Linked DNA regions of Mus musculus: region 2 is linked to region 1. The links are chromatin loops, found by intact Hi-C in ENCODE. Cell type or tissue: gastrocnemius. All regions are shown on one strand. Each heading gives the region's core, and the rest is flanking DNA. Links, peaks and the distances in the headings are about the cores only. Region 1 has its middle 29 kb from the start of Fam117b. Region 2 overlaps Ica1l (islet cell autoantigen 1-like).

Evidence for each region. Peaks named below come from ENCODE experiments on the same cell type or tissue, not always from the same donor. Only the 100,000 strongest peaks of a DNase experiment are listed, where the experiment ranks them.
Region 2: it touches region 1 in a loop (2.7-fold over the local background); 18 of 42 quality-filtered maps call a loop at or near these places.

Annotation. Positions count from the first base shown.
Region 1 is chr1:59,879,337-59,887,947 of GRCm38, forward strand. No RefSeq gene overlaps it. Among named protein-coding and RNA genes, the nearest start is that of Fam117b, 29 kb to the right of the region's middle. In gastrocnemius, for the core only: a CTCF peak has its summit at 4,607 (motif pointing right); a DNase peak (open chromatin) is centred at 4,609; H3K27ac peaks cover 321 bases.
Region 2 is chr1:59,997,449-60,005,448 of GRCm38, forward strand. It overlaps Ica1l (islet cell autoantigen 1-like), which reads right to left. Exons shown (of 11, transcript NM_027407.4): 9 at 6,208-6,257; 10 at 3-263. Among named protein-coding and RNA genes, the nearest start is that of Ica1l, 42 kb to the right of the region's middle. In gastrocnemius, for the core only: a CTCF peak has its summit at 3,215; no DNase peak of the experiment used is centred there; H3K27ac peaks cover 262 bases.

The DNA of each region.
Region 1 (8,611 bases), core at 310-8,309:
CAGCAGTGTCTACCAGAGACTTAGCTATCAGTGTGCTGCTTTATTCATTGCCGTGACAGAGGGATGAACGTCACCATCAAAGTCTCTTGCTTCGTGCTCTGGTTATGTCACAAGAGGAAGAAAAGACTACACCACAGCAACAAAAAAATAGTTACATCCGTACAAGGAAATAACTAAGAAACCCAAATAAGTGGTAAGCTGTGTTCTCAGAATGTGTCTGAAAATCCAGGGAAGATTTCAGCTGCAGAAGTGATTATTGGAAGGAAGCGGTGAGTGCAGGATGTTTGTAGAAGCAGCATGTTACGTTAAGTCCACACTTTTGAAAACCAGTTCATGTGTTTAGCTACATTTCAATAAGAGAGAGAAAGAGAAAACCTTTCTGAGGAAGAGAGGGGCTCTCGATTGGAGCACTGTGTAAGAATTTGGACTAATAGGTATGCAAAGCAGACCCTGGAGGCATGAGAAACTGCAAATGCAGTTTCCATTGGGACCACTGGGCCCCTTCAAAGGAGCATTAAGAAAAATATGGAAGCCAGGTGGTGGTGGCGCATGCTTTAAATCCCAACTCTTTGGAGGCAAAGGCAGACCTATTTCTTGAGTTTGAGACCCTGTCTACAAAATTAAAACAAAGCAAAATGGAAGGGGGGCTAGAAAGTTATGCTCCATGTGTATGAACATACATTGCCGTTGCAGAAAAACCAAGTTGGGTTTCCAGCGCCCACATCAGGTGGCACACAGACCTGAAAGAAACTCCAGAAGCTGGAGATCTGAAGTCTCTGGCCTCCTGCACACACATATGCACACAACTACAAATGATAAGAATACAATTCTTGCCAGGCGGTGGTGGCGTACACCTTTAATCCCAGCACTTGGGAGACAGAGGCAGGTGGATTTCTGAGTTCGAGGCCAGCCTGGTCTACAAAGTGAGTTCCAGGACAGCCAGGGCTACACAGAGAAACCCTGTTTCCAAACAAATAAAAGAATACAATTCTTAGAGCACATGCCTTTAACCTCAGCACTCAGGAGGCAGAGGCAAGCAGATCTTTGAGTTCAAGGCCAGCCTGGTATAGAAGGAGTTCTAGGTTACCCAGAAAAACCTTTTCCAAATGAAGACACCTAACATTAGCTTCTGGCTTAAACACACAGAAAAAAGTAGGATTGAGTGCATTAAATGGAAGGAAGGAGACAGAATGAGAGATGCTGACAAAGCTGTTTCAGGAGGGCTAACATGCAAGTCTGGACTCACCCTGGAGTCATCCAAAAGAGTGTAATCAGCAAGTGTCAAAGCAGCTAACTGTACTGGCAGTATAAAGAATGGGCTGAGAGGGAGGGAGCCATGAGGAGTCGTGTAGACAAGCACTGGCAAGAGATAATGAGAACCTGCATGGTGAGTCAGAGATGAAGGGAGGCAGGTACACACCAAATCAGAGACCCAGTGTCTGGACAAGGTTAGGCAAGGGAATGATTGTCCCTCACAGGGGTGAAAAGAGTCTCAGAATGTTCAGGTGACAGAAAGTAGTACCTTTAGAAGTTTGGATGTATTATATCCTCTTATTAAGTAATGTTCAAATTTTTGGTTCCAAATACACATGCTGTCCCTGATCACATATTATTTCTGTAGAAATGCTTCAAGAATAAGGCTTTCCTGAGAAGGCTGTAGGGAAAGTCAGCTTGTTTTGAGACAGTCCATTATTTTTAGATGAATGCCTTGATAGGTTAGCTTGTTTCACATAGTACATTAAGACATTGGGGGAGGGCAGCTCCATTCTTGCCCCTGTTTTTCTTTTAAAAAAAAAAATCAAGAACAGCCTTAAATTGAGAATGATGTCACATGACAACAAACTCAACCCTTGGGATCCTAAAATAGAACTGTCAAAAATTCAAGGGCAGGCTGGAGAGATGGCCCAGCAGTTAAGAGCAATGGCTATTCTTTCAGAGGTCCTGAGTTCAATTCCCAGCATCTACATGCAGCTCACAGCTGTCTGCAACTCCAGTTCCAGGGAATCTGACAACCTCACACAGACATATGCGCAAAACACCAATGCAATAAAATAAGAATAAATAAATTATATTTTAAAAAAATCAAGGCCAGCAGCCAGGGCTATGTGGCAAAACTGTCAAAAAAAAAAAAAACCCAAAAAACTAAACAAAACAAAAAAGCCAAGTGATGGCGCTAACAGTCTGGTCTCTTGAGTTTGAGGCCAGCCTGTTCTACAGAATGAGTTCCAGGACAGCCAGACTCCTACACAGAAAAACCCTTAAAAAACACACAAACAAAAAAGGGAGCTGTCTGTGCTGACCTGTGTTTGACCCCAGATCCCATGGTAGGACAGAATGGACTCCAAAGATGACCTCCGATGTCCCCACATTGTATTGTGAACAACTTTTTTTTAAATTTGAAAGTGGGTCAGACTGGCACCTTAAAAAAGAGCAGCAGACCTTGACATATGTGACTCTGTTGTAGAGGAGCACTTTGTGTCCTGGAGACCAAAAGGATTAAGGCAAAGGCAAAGTTGCCCTGAAGTGTGGATAGTGTCATCCGGCTTACCACCCTGTCTTCTTGCCCTCCCTTTTAACTAGGAAGGGAAAAACTCTATTCAAGAAAACAGTCTTTGTATGCTTGGGTGGTATGGGGTGGGGGTGGGGTGAGGGGTGGGGTGAGGGGGTTGTAAATGGAACAGAAAAACAGGTGAAAGTTTTCCATTCTTACCAACTTTTTTAGTAGCATTTAAATCATCAGTCTTTTATGTATAATGTCATGGAAGATATGCTTCAATTCCTAAGGGGGGAAAATGAAAAGACATACATTATTATCTTTAGACATCATGGAGAACTTCAAAAATACCAAGGTCTGGGGACAACATACATGTAGTTTACAGACAGACAAACAGACAGGCAAAACAGCCATACACATAAAATCTTTTTTGTAAAAGTCATGTCTCTTCACTTCTAGGAAAGTAATTTAAAAAAAAAAATGGCTATGATGGTTGCAGGTCTGTAATCCTAACACTTGGAAGACTGAAACAAGTTTGGCATAATCCAGAAAATTTAGCAAGACCTTGTCGAAAACTAAGAGATTTGCTCTTATAAAAAAGCCAAAAGGAACTAGATTCACTTCAGGAATGACGAACTGACCATAATATCAAAACAAGAGGTGTCTTTAGGGTAACGGGGGGGGGGGGGGGCAGCACATGTCTCATCTCTTATGAACCTGTGAAGAAAAGGATACATACCAAAGAGGTTAGGCTTTCAGCATCTGAGTGATTCATGTACTTGCCTCTTCCACAGCTTGCCGAACATGTGCTAGCAGAGATGCTTGTTTTCTTGAAACACTACCTTGGTGTAAAGCTACACTGTCCACAGTGGAGGAAAAACAAAGGTACAAGATAAACGGAACATTTTTGAAAGAGCTAAGACGTGATGCCTAGCACTCTGGGCTCAGCTCCCAGTACCACAGACGGGAAAAGTAAACAGATAACTGTCCATCTCCGTAACTCTTACTACTCCTTCCCAGTTGTCTGAAGACTCTACTCTGAGAGTTGGTCTTCCCTCCAAGCAGTCTGTCTGTGTCAGTGGTCGTACCAGACCAGCAGGCTCCTGATCTTTAACCTGAACTTGTAATGTATCCACTTGTGGCCACACTCATGCCCAGCTCAGCCTTCCTTCAGCACTCCTGTGGAGTTTTGGGTTAGTTGATTGGTTTTTAAGACAGGGTTTCTCTGTGTAGCCCAGGCAGTCCTGGAACTCACTCTGTAGACCAGAAATCCTCCTTCCTCTGCCTCCCAGGTTCTGGAATTAAAGGCGTGCCACACCACCCACTTCCTCTCAGGACCTACTGTCCTGTAGGCAGGAGAGGCCCATCAGTTTTCTGTCTCAAAAATAACAATGTTTAATTGACTGCTCTGCTAATGCCAAAATGCTATTCTTTTTCACTTTTAAACCGTTTTTATTTAACCTCTGTTAATCTGGCTTCTTGGGCTGGAGACAGGTCAGTGGTGGAACTTGCCTGGCAGGTTTGATCCCCAGTACTACCTAACCATACACACATGCATATAGGAGGCATGCATCTCAGCCCTTCTAAATTACTCTGGGCTCTTGAAAGCCATTAGGATGTGTGTCACTCTTTTTTGGAGTTAAGTTGGACAGAATGATCAGCAGTGAAGGAGAGTATGGCTGTGATGTACACACACACACACACACACACACACACACATACATACATACATTCACACACAGCCAGCACCCAGCACCCTGGCTTTGAGAAGAGTAAGTCTGGATTTTCAGATATTTCAAATGCTTTTATTTTGCATTTATAGTTATCATTTTTAACTTTTCTCATAATATTTAATAAAATGAGAGGTCATGCAAAGTCGTCAACCTTTACAGATATCCATGGATGTAGGAAGAGGAGGTTCTCCATTTGACAAGGAAATTGTCAACCTTGACAGAGGTCTCTTACACCTTTATCATCTAGTCAACAACCAGTGGTGATCTACAGGACCAGACACCATTCCTGAGATAGTTTTATAAGATGTCCCCAGTAGTTATCCTCCAGGTCATGTTAATGGCACAGTAGCAGAAAGTCTGTGTGCCACCTGACCACTAGGCGGCACTGCTGGTCCGAGTTCTGATTGCTAGACTGCTTCCTTTTTCAAAGACCATCACTTGTTTTGTTTGTAATGTTTTAATTTTTATTACATTTATTTATTTATTGTGAGTGTGTGTGTGCACTCTAGCACACAAGTGCCATGGCTGCATATTGAGGTCAAAGGACAACTTGTGTGAGTTTATTCTTTCCTCCTACCACATGGGTCCCAGGAATCAAACACACAGTTGGATACAAGTACCTTTTCCTGCAGTCCTGAAAAAAAATTTTTTTTGACTACCAATATCCAGCTATCATGGCAAGGCCTATGAGCACAATGTACATTTAGGTCTAGTTATGAGGTGTGAACAAGGTAGAAAGCCTACAGATTGGTCCTTTCCAGAAGAACACAGCCTACACCCAGACTTTAGCATGATATTATAGCTTTGCTTGAATTATACAATGAAATGTGAATTACAGGTGACTTATTTTTGTGCATGGATATATGTGTGTATATTGGGGGGGGGCATGTGTATGCTTTGTCAAGTGAGTGCAGTATAGAAGACAACCCTGGGTATCAGACCTTACCTTCCAACTTCAATGCAAGGTCTTTCTTGTTTATACCTTCGCTGCATACTCCATTTTGCCTTAGGCATACTAAAATTACACACAGACATGGACCACTGAATCTGGCTTTTACATGAGTTCAGGGACCAGAACTTGAGTCATTAGGCTTATACAGTAAGCACTTTGACCAGCAAAGCCATCTCCCCAACCCATAATTTACTAAGACATCAGGAAAGGCCTTTCATGGAACCCTAGCATTTGGAAGAATTCTACCAAAGTTTATCCAAGTTCTGTGCAAATATTTTATAAGAGAAGTTGGGTTTTAGAAGTTTGTTTGTTTGTTTGTTTGAATTGACTGGCTTCTTCGATATTTAATTTTTGGAAGAAGTAGTTTCTGGTTACTGTAGTATTTTTTCCTGCTTACAGTTTCTACCTTAAGGGCCTGGCATGGTGGAGCACAGTTTTAGTCTCGGCAGAAGCAGAAGCAAAAGGATCTCTCTGAGTCCCAGGCAAGCCTGACCTACAGGGCAAATTCCAGGATAGCCAAGACTACACAGAAATTTTCTGTCTCAAGAGATTTTCTTTTCTTTCTACCTTAAAATTACATATGCACCAGCATTAAGAATCCGGTTGGGTAAGCAGCTCGTGCCATACAAGAATGAAGACCCGAGTCCCCAGAACCCACACAAGAAAGCTGGATGTGATGGTACGCACTTGTAATCTCAGTAGGGGAGGCACAGGCAGGAGATTCCTTGGGGATCTGCCTGTGCCTTCCCTGAGCCAGCCAACTGAGCAAGCCTCCCGACAACCTACCAGCCAGTGAGAGACCTTTCCTTAAAAAGGGAGGTGGGGCATTACAGCTAGTTAAGGGGGGTTAACAGCCTGAGTCCGATCCCTGGAGCTCATGGTGGAGGAAAGACCTTCAGCAGTTCTCCTTCCCTCCACATGTTCAACATAGCATATTTGCACCTCTGCCTCCTCACCCCAGACACACTCAAATATATTAAAGCAAAAAATGGATACATACATACATACATACATACATACATACATATTAATACAAAGATAAGGTGGATGGCTCCAGAATGATGACACCCAAGGTTGTCTTCAGCCTCCATAGGCATGAACATCCGAACCTCTCTACCACAGACTACTTGAGGTGATTAGTTTATAAAGAGATACGGCTCCTGGTAAACCAGGCCACCTTAAATGATAGAGTTACCTATCTCCATTTCTATCTGGCTCAGCAAGTAGTGACTTCTGACCTACAAAGAAAACTTCCCAAGAGGAAGGAAATCCTCTCTGTTTCCCAACCCAAAACACATTTGAAGAGTTCATACAGACACCAGAACCAGGGCTCTTGATTTCAGCTTGGGTGGAATTCTTAGAATTTTAGTGAATCAAGTTTGCTCTAGAGTCCTCCTCTTAATTGCTTGTGATTTTCTGTGTCATTTGCGTATGTGACATATACGAGTGAACACTTTGGTGTCTGTCTAGGAAGAGACCAGTGTGATGAGCATACCAGTGAACTGGCCAGCTGTGTTTTGTTTGGTCTGAAAACTATCTGAAATTTGTTTTTATATGAATGCCTCTTTTGTGGGGCCTAGACTTTTCCCAAACCCAGTAACTCTCTCGAGTTACGCTCTACAAGATTTATTCATTTGTGTTACTTCCAAATCTCTGTAATCTTTCAGTTTGTACCTTCTCCAAAACCCTTTTTCCAGACATAACATGAATACAGAGCCTGGAGGATATGCCTGGCATTTTACGCACACTGGGGAGGAGAGCTAGCCACCTACTTTGAAGCAGGCCAGCTTGCATGCTCTCCAGCCCTTCCACTCTCCCATAGGATGGATGCTGCTGTTACCTATGTCTCTATTCTTCTCTGTGATCTCTGAAACCTACATTTGAACAGGGTGCAGTATTCATTTGTGAGTATTAACCAGTGAAAACCAAAACCAAAACCAAACAATAGTATTATCCTATCCCCTAGTGGATTCTCTTAAATCAAAAAATAAGCATTCGAGGCTGGAGATAGAGCTGAGATACTGAGATACTGAGTGCTTGTCCAGGAAGCACAGACTTCACGTTCATTCCTAGCACCAGAAACAAGCACCAGGAAACACTCCATTCATAAGTGTGCATCACCAAGCAGGTGGGACTCTCAAAGCTCACCGTTTGAGCTGAGGGGACAAGATGGAGACAGTGGACGACACACCTATAATCCTGGCGTTTGGGAGGCAGAGGCATGTGGATCTCTGAGTTCGAGGCCAACCTGGCAGTGAGTTTTAGGATAGTAAGGACTACTACATTATGAGAGTCTGCCTAAAAAAAAAAAAAAAAGCCAGCCCATTTGTAAGCTCCATTTGGTTGTTTTTATATAAGTTTCTCTAAAGCATTAAAACCATGGTCAGAGGAAACAATCAAGGAAGGCAGAAAGGGAAGGTCACTCTGGAGAGAGGCAGATGAAACAAAGGTTTCATGTCAGCCCTGTGGAGGCTCAGAGAGAGGAGTGCTTCAAAACCCTGGCTTTACCACAGACTGAGCAAGAGCCGTGTGGAGCTGTGTCACCAGCCTCCCATCCACCTCCACAGTCGAGACTCAGCGGTAGGTGCTTCTCATCCAGTTTCTATCTGGCTATGTCTCTGCTACGTAGTCTTGTAGTTGCCTCTGCCAAAGAAAACACTGATGATAGGCTATTTTTAAAATTAGGGGAAAATCCCCCACACACTTTGTTTTTCTTCTCCAAGCTGTGAAATCCTTCCAATTGGCCTCATTCTCCAACAGGGTTTTTTGAGATCAAAGACTGAGGGACTTCCAAAGTGTGTCTCACATTATAAAACATCCAGGTGTGCACTTTAAATCTGCTATCTGAAAAATCAAGCTTCATACAGAGACACTGACTGTTCACCAATACTTCTTTTTTTCATGGGCTCTCTTGTCTGGTACAAATAGTCTTTTTACTGGGGCATTTATCATGCAAATAAGCATGTTCAAGTATAATGTGAAAGGGTGAAAAGGAAACTGAGCAACACAGGGATGTGACAGCTGCCAACTTCATAGAAAGCAGCAGCACGCCACATGCCAGGTAATTCCACTCTATCTGCCCGTGGCTTGCTTTTCTCCTTCTCTTTCCTTTTCTTTTCTGAGACAGGGTTTCTCTGTGTCACCTCTGGCTGTCATGGAATTCACTTTATAAACCAGGCTGGCCTTGATCCTACTGCCTCTGCCTCCCCAGTGCTGGAATTAAAGGCTTGATCTACCTCGGCCCCTGCATCTTTCTTAATAAATTCCTATGCAGGAGTAAAACATAAAATGCCCTCATTTGTGATCTTCTTCAGCCTGTTAACACCGCTCCAAACAGAAAGCAGCAAGACAGAAAGGAAATTACCTGTGCCATTTAAAAGGGGGAAACAAACATTTTAACATCATTTTCCTTTATGTCCCAGAACTTTTAAA
Region 2 (8,000 bases), core at 1-8,000, 120 kb after region 1:
ACTGTTGAAAGCTCCATCAGCGTGAAGGCCAAGGTCAAAGAGCTGTGAAGGAAGGAACTGTGAGGAGGAAGTGAGAGACCCGGGTCCTACTGAAGGCTCCTGGGATGTGAGGCCAGTGCAGGGGCTCCCACACGCGGGCTGGCATTCCTGTGTAAACTCACTAGCACTTGAAGAAGTGGGGCTTAGGAGGCTGTTCAGAAATGAGAATTCTTTCTCAAAATCATCTCCTTCTAGTGAGTCTCTAGGCAGAGCTCTTGCAACTGCTGGTTGAGAACAGAAACAGCAAGGGTTTTATTTCCTTTTGAGGAAATGAGAGCAGGACATAGGAAAACTATTTTTTCCTTTATGGCATTAAAATAATTTTTAAAACAACAACTATATTAATTACAGGTCTATAATTATTTCTAGTAAGACAGGATTTAGGTCAAATGGCCATATAGCATCTAAACAAATAGTTATGAATGCGAAGTGCTAATAAACTACTGCCTATGTGAGACAAAGACTCAGAGACCTGGAAAAAAGACACAAGCAGTAAGGAGCAGACAAGCAGACAGGGTCGGGAAGACACTCGTGCAAGGAGCAAGGTGATACACTAACATGGACAGGCACATGTGTGCGGGACATCATAGAAACTGATACTCGAGCACATAAAAATGTCATGAGTTCATCAATCAGCATGCTCTGATTACAGTGTAAAAAATAAATTTAAAAGAAAGCAAAAGCTAGGCAGTGGTGACCATGTCTTTAATCTCAGCATTCAGGAGACAGAGGCAGGTGGATCTCTGTGAGTTTGAGGCCAGCCTGGTCTACAGAGTGAGTTCCAGGACATCCAGGGCTAGGCAGAAAATATCTCTCTTTCTCTCTCTCTCTCTCTTCTCTTCTCTCTCTCTCTCTCTCTCTCTCTCTCTCTCTCTCTCTCTCTCCATATATATATATATATATATACCCCTTTGTCTCTGTCTCTCTCTAAAAAGAGCCTCTTTTACTGATAAATTTTAAATTATAGCTGAAAAGTAGCAGAATATCTTTAAAAGTAACAGAATCCTCACAGGATCTGATCTCCAGTGTAGCTAGTAAAGGCCCCAAGACTATTCAAGATATGGGGAAAAAAAAAAGCATTTACTTAAAAACATTTACTTAAAAGCTCCGGAATTCAGGAGGAACTGAGGTATGTACCAAGAACAGCCCTCTCCTCCGTAACTGTTCTAGCCTGGAACACTCAGTCTCATTTGAGGTTTGGGGCGGGGCTACGTTCCCAGGACTCGGGAGGCCAGCATCACATAGTCTGTCCCTGGACCTAAAGCTACATTTCATGACTAGAGTCAAGCAGAGGTTGCCATTGTCCAGCCAGACCCTGCTCATTGGATGAATACTGACCCACCCAGTTGAGGTGGCCCAGGACGGGCAAGGAATTATGGAGCCATGAGGACAGAGAGCTGCTCACTCTGGAGTTTAGTTGGAGCTCCCCACCAGCAGGAAGCAGAAAACCCTAGTGCAACACTAGCTGCAGGCTCTGCAGATTAGAATGCAACCCAGGGCAGAGCCTCCCTACAGTCCCACTTGTTGAAAACGAGTTTCTTTCTTTCTCTTACTTTTGTTTTTTGTTGTTGCTTTGTTTTGTTTTGGTTTGAGTTTTGTTTTTCCAGACAGGATTTCTCTTGTGTTTCTAGGCTGTCCTAGAACTTGCTCTGTAGACCAAACTCACAGAGGTCCACCTGCCTGTCTCCCAAGTGTTGAGATTAAAGGTGTGCACCACTTTGCCAGCTTGCTAACTTTTTCTTTTTTTAACGAGTATTTATTTATTGGTGTGTGTGTGCATGTGTGGGATATGCTTATGAAGATCTTAGGAAAGCGTCAAGGAGCAGGCTCCCTGCTGACACCACGTGGTTCCTAGGGAATGAACCAGGTCCATCAGACTGGATGGCCAGTGCCCCAGCAGCTGAGCCAGCCATCCCACCAATTCCCACCAAGCCTTTACATGGTGTTGTGCTGAAGTACATGCGTGGGCAATTATATTGACTGAGCCCCTCCTGATCCCTGTCTTGTTTTTTAATTATTATTTTATGTGTATTTTGCCCACATGTATGTCCATGTACTATGAGCACAATTAGTGTCCATGGAGGTCTGAAGATGGAATCAGCTTCCCTGGAACTTGAGTTACAGATGGTTGTGGGTCAACATGCGGGCGGGCGGGCGAGCGGGCGGGCGCTGGGAATCAAGCCTGGCTTCCCTGGAAGAGCAACTAGTGTTCCTAACCACTGAGCCAGCTCTCCAGTGCCTGTCTTAATATTTTAAAGGAGACTCCCATTCTGCTTTATACTGGCTAGTTCTAGAATTCTTTTCTGAAGCCATAAATCTGGGGTTTTCCTGATTTGAGGCCCCTAAAACATTTAGGGGTCTGTCTCCTCAGACTGCTGAAGATGACGTAGAGCTGGGCTTCTGCCCCTCATCACTGACCCAGTCCTTGGCCCTCAGATAAAGTGGTAGTTTCAAGTCAAGGCTCTGCTTCTAAGGCAAGGGGACCACTGATGCCCCTGCCCCCTCCTCCCCCCTCCCTCCCCTCCACGATCCAGCTCAGTCTCTGACACGAGTTTCCTTAAGAGGGGACCAGCAGACCACACAAGAGAGAATTCCTAACCGTTCCCGAGGAAATAACATCATCCTCAAATGAGTGCAGAGAACTGAGCCCCAAAGTTTTCTCAGAGGTGAAGACTGTCATATGAACTCGAGGAAAAGGCAGTTTTGCTGGATGTATAGGCTTAACCATGGCCAGCTATTTTTTGCCTGAGAAAACAGGGTTGGGGTGGGGGCTGGCTGGGATCAGAACAACTTACTGACTTTGGAGAGTATTTCTCCAATAGAGCCCAAGTTTTATTGGTTTGGTCTGAGGAATATTTGTACTGTAGCATTCCCGAAGTCAGTAGAGCTATCAGCTGGAAATGAGTAGGGCTGACCAGCAGGGTGTGGTCAGAGAAAGATTCCAAAGTTCTGACAAAGCTGCCACCACATCCTCTTTTTAAAGAAAGTACTTATTGAGACAAGGTCATACTGAGCTCAGGACAGCTTCAAACTGGTGGCAACCCTACTGTCTCAGCCTTTTAAGTGCTGAAATTTCAGGTGTAAGTCACCATGTCCATCATGGTACTTGAATTCAGAGGACTATCTTTCAGGAAAACTGAGGCAAACTTGAGTGTAGGGAGCCATCTAGTGCTAAACTAGTGGGAATGTCCACAGGCTCAGAGATTACAAGCTGACTTTCTGGACAGGCGGCCACAAACAAAGGCTTTCACTGTGAAAACACAATCTATAGATAAGAAAAAACATCTCAAAGACAGGCAACTGAAGGAGAAAATATGAGAACTGGAAAACCCAAGAAATGTGAAGAGTATTAAATCATCTAGTCATTGTAGTACAGAGGGGTCTTGAGCAGTAACTGAGGGCTTCCCAAGCGTAGAGGAGGCAGGAGAGCCAAGGGACACCAGCCACTCTCATAAAAGAATAAGACATACAGTAAGCTCTCCCCTGCTAAGGCAAATTTACATAAAGCTGTCCAATTCTGCTTGGGGCAGAGCATTTACAGGGCAAGAGATTGTAGCATGAGGTACTCATAGTATCCAAGGAAAGTGGTAGCCAAGAAAACCACACCCAGAAAAGCTGTCTTAAAAACAAAACAAAGAAGTAAAGACAAAGTTGGGGGGAATTTCTCTCCACCAGACCCGTCCTACAAGAACTGCTACAAGTTCTTCAAATGGAGAGAGATGCTTAGGCTGGAGAGAGACGCACATCTTTAATCCCAGCACTCGGGAGGCAGTGGCAGGTGGGTCCCTGAGCTTGAGTCTATGGAGTGAGTTCTAGGACAGCCAGAGCTACAAAGAGATACCCTGCCTCAGGAAAGATTGGGGGGGGGGGAGAAGGGAGGGAGAGAGAAAGAGAGACAGAGAGAAGAGATGCTAGTAAGGAAAAAACTGTGCACACATAACCCAGAAGGGGTAAAACTCATGAGTAATATTAGAATTCTCTAATGTAAACACAATACAATTAACTATTCGTGTCTTTAGTAATGGCCTAAATAACAACATAAGAAAAAGCAAAAGTAACTGCATGTCAGTAATTATGTTAGGAAAAAGGCAATGTAGAAAGGTGTGAAGTGAGCCCAGCAAGGCGGCTCAGCAGGTCGTGGCACTTGCTGCCCAACCAGACAACCTGAATTTGATACCGAGGACACATTAGAAGGAAGTAACAGACTGTCCTCTGACCTCCAAATGTGGACTGTTGCATGCATCCACCCACATGCAGAGACTCCCACACAAATAAATGTAAATTCTTAAAAAGTAAAAATGAAAGCTAAAGTCAGGTGTGGTAGCATGTAGCTTTAATCCCAGCACCTGAGAGACAGAAGCAGGTAGATCTCTGGGAGTTCAAGGTTAGCTGCTCTACATACAGAGTGAGTTTCAAGACAGCCAGAGCTATGTAATAGTGAAAACCTTTCACAAATAAACAAAACAAAATCAACAAAAACCTGAAGGCTACAAAGGTGCATACCTTTGATTCCAGCACTCAGGAAGCAGAGGCTGGTGGATCCCTATGAGTTGTAGGCCAACCTGGTCTACATAGAGAAAAAAAAAAAGACATCAAATATTCACAATGGGCCTGGGTGTAGCTGAGTTGGTAATGTCTTTCTGAGCATGAGCAAGACCATGAGTTCAATGCCCAGTGCCACATGAAGTAGGCATGACAGCACGTGTCTATAGTCTCAGCTCTCCAGAGGTAATGGAAGAAGGGTCTTAGGTTTAGTGGCATCTTTGGGTGTAGAGATAGTTTGAGGCCAGTTTAGACTGCAGGAGACCCTGCAAATGTAGAGGGTTTAAAAATTTTATTTAAATCTATGTTTATGAATGTTTTGCCTACATTATACATATGCATGAATATATAAATATATATGTATATATTGCCTATATTATATATACATATATGTATAAGAAAGCCTTGTTTATAAGATGCTATTTTATAATCATAATAATGATCACAAAGAATGAAAGTAAAGTGAAATTATATATCTGTGAATTATGAATTATGTACATACATGTAACAACATATATATATAATGTATGTGAAACATTCACATATGTATATATAAGTAATACATGTATATATACATGTGTGTGTATAAGTATGCACCATATGTGTGTCTCGTCCCTGGAGCTGGAGTTATATCAAGTTGTGAGCTGCCCTGTTAGGTGCAGGGAACCAAACCCAGGTCCTCTGCAGGAGCACTAAACTGCTCTTTAGCTGCTGAGCAGCTCTCCAGCTCCTGGAGGTTTGTCAGAACTTGGTAATTTCACATTTTATTTTCATTCTTTGTGACCAGTGTTAAATTGTTATGATTACAAAAAAAGCATCTGATAGGCAGATTATTTTCTTGGTGAGTCTTAAGGTAATCCACAAAGCAAACACCTGTAGTTGACAAACCAAAAATAAAAAGGACTGAAAGCACACTGAAGAAAAACCATCCAGGCACCGAGGAAAACTGTAAGCAGAGAACTGTAAAGTTGAAGAGCATCATTAGCAAGGGAGGTGGAGCTGGCCCATGCCTTTAATCCTAGCACTCATGGGGAAGAGGCAGCTGATAGATGAGTTTGAGGCTAGCCTGGTCTACACAGCAAATTCCAGCCAGTCAGATATACAGAGAGACCCTGTCTCAAAACGTGGGAGGGATGAGCCGCAGTAAGACCCTGCCTAGCAATAATCAATAAGTGTAAGTGGACTAAATTCTTCCATTAAGTGTCAGTGGCTTGTGACTGAATGTATTTTTTTAAAAGTCCCAACTATATATGGCTTAAAAGAAACTTGGAGCCTGGCGGTGGTGGCGCATGCCTTTAATCCTAGCACTCGGGAGACAGAGATAGGCGGATTTCTGAGTTCAAGGTCAGCCTGGTCTACAAAGTGAGTTCCAGGACAGGCAGGACTATACAGAGAAACCCTGTCTCAAAAAACCAATAATAATAATAATAATAACAAAAGAAACTTGGTTAGGCCTCAATCCTATTAAGGAGGAACATGCCTGAGTTGTACAAAGTGGAATTAAAAAGTGACATTTTAAATGCAATTTAAGTCAGTCTTTTACATTTAAATCATCTGAATGACTGTGATAAAACATTTTGACATTAAAAATGTGGCCATTTCAATTTAATACATATACCATCTTACCTGGTTCTCTTTCAAATCTCTCTTCCTCTTCCTCTTCAGACAAAGCTACCCTAAAGTAAAAACCAGAAAGTAAAAAGATTTTGGATCAAGCACATTCAAGGTTCGTAGCCCTCAGTTTCATATAATTGAAATTTTAATTCTGGAGGTACATAAAATACTTATCTGGTCGATCAAATCTGTACCAGTGTTATCTCTAGATCTGCACAGACTATAAAAACCCTTGCTTTTAGTTTTGTTTTGTTGTTGTTGGTTTGGTTTTGTTTTGAAGACAAGGGTTCTCTGTGCTGGCTGCTCTGAACTGAACTCAGAAGAGTTGAGTGTCTGCCCCTGCCCCTGCCCCTGCCCCTCTGCCCCTGCCCCTCTGCCCCTGCCCCTCTGCCCCTGCCCCTCTGCCCCTGCCCCTGCCCCTCTGCCCCTGCCCCTCTGCCCCTGCCCCTCTGCCCCTGCCCCTCTGCCCCTGCCCCTCTGCCCCTGCCCCTCTGCCCCTGCCTCTCTGCCTCTGCCTCTCTGCCTCCCTCTCTGCCTCCTTCTCTGCCTCTCTGCCTCTCTCTCTGCCTCTCTGCCTCTCTGCCTCTCTGCCTCTCTGCCTCTCTGCCTCTCTCTCTGCCTCTCTGCCTCTCTGCCTCTCTGCCTCTCTGCCTCTCTGCCTCTGCCTCTGCCTCTGCCTCTGCCTGAGTGCTGCAACACCACTGCCCAGCTCCTCATTCTTGTTTTTGACTCCTTATTTCTGTAAACACTAACTCAGGGACTATGTCAGGATTGTAGGCACTGGGCCAAATACAAGGTTGAATATTCCTAATTTGGAAATCTGAAATTCAGAAATTCTTTATCACAAATAAGAACTTCTTTTATCATAGCAAGACTTGTTTTTATATACACACTATTTAGACTAATATCTCCATCAGCCACAAAATAGGACACACCGGACTCACACCAGTTCCTTTCCTCTGTGCCCATGTCTTCCTTTCAGCAAGGACTTCTAAAAGAAGGGGGACACAGTGTAGACTCATGTGGAAATGTCTGGAGTCTTTGTTCTCAGCTGTGTAGCTAATACTCTTCCTGTCTTTTACTATGGTTTAGAGTATTGTCCAAAGACTTTGGGGCTTTTTAAAAACTTTATTAAAATTATCCTAAACAGTTAAAAATATAGAAAAAAACAGAAATTAATTTCATGTTTAGTTTTGGATTCATCCCTAAGATAACTCATAATGTTTATGCAAACATACCAAAATTCTTTTAAAGTCTAAAAACTGGAACACTATACAAACATCATGAATAAATGCTTCTGGCCCTGAAACTCTTATCAGTTTCATACACTGTAGGGTAGGCATGGCACTTACTTAACACATAAATAAGAACTGAGAGGTGAACATCCCACACAAAATGTGGTATAGGTGATATTTGCCAAAGAAGGCAAGACAGTCGAGCTTATAATGTCCCCAGCCAACGGTAATTGTAGACATTTGTAGTATCCATCCAATATGGTAATTTAGATATTTATAGTATTCATCTAATATGGTGATTTAGATATTTATAGTATCCATCTAATATGGCAACTGCAGATATTTATGGTATCCATCTAATATGGTATTTTAGAATACCTATTCAATAAAGAGTGGGGTACAGGAACTGAACAGAGATTGAACCATTATTCTTGGACATGACTTCATAATCGTCAGTATTGAAGGCTAGTTTAATATTTCTTTAAAAACACCTAAAGACCAATACAGTATCATTTTAAAAAATAACTACAGCTAGGCAGAGGTGGCACACGCCTTTAATCCCAGCACTTG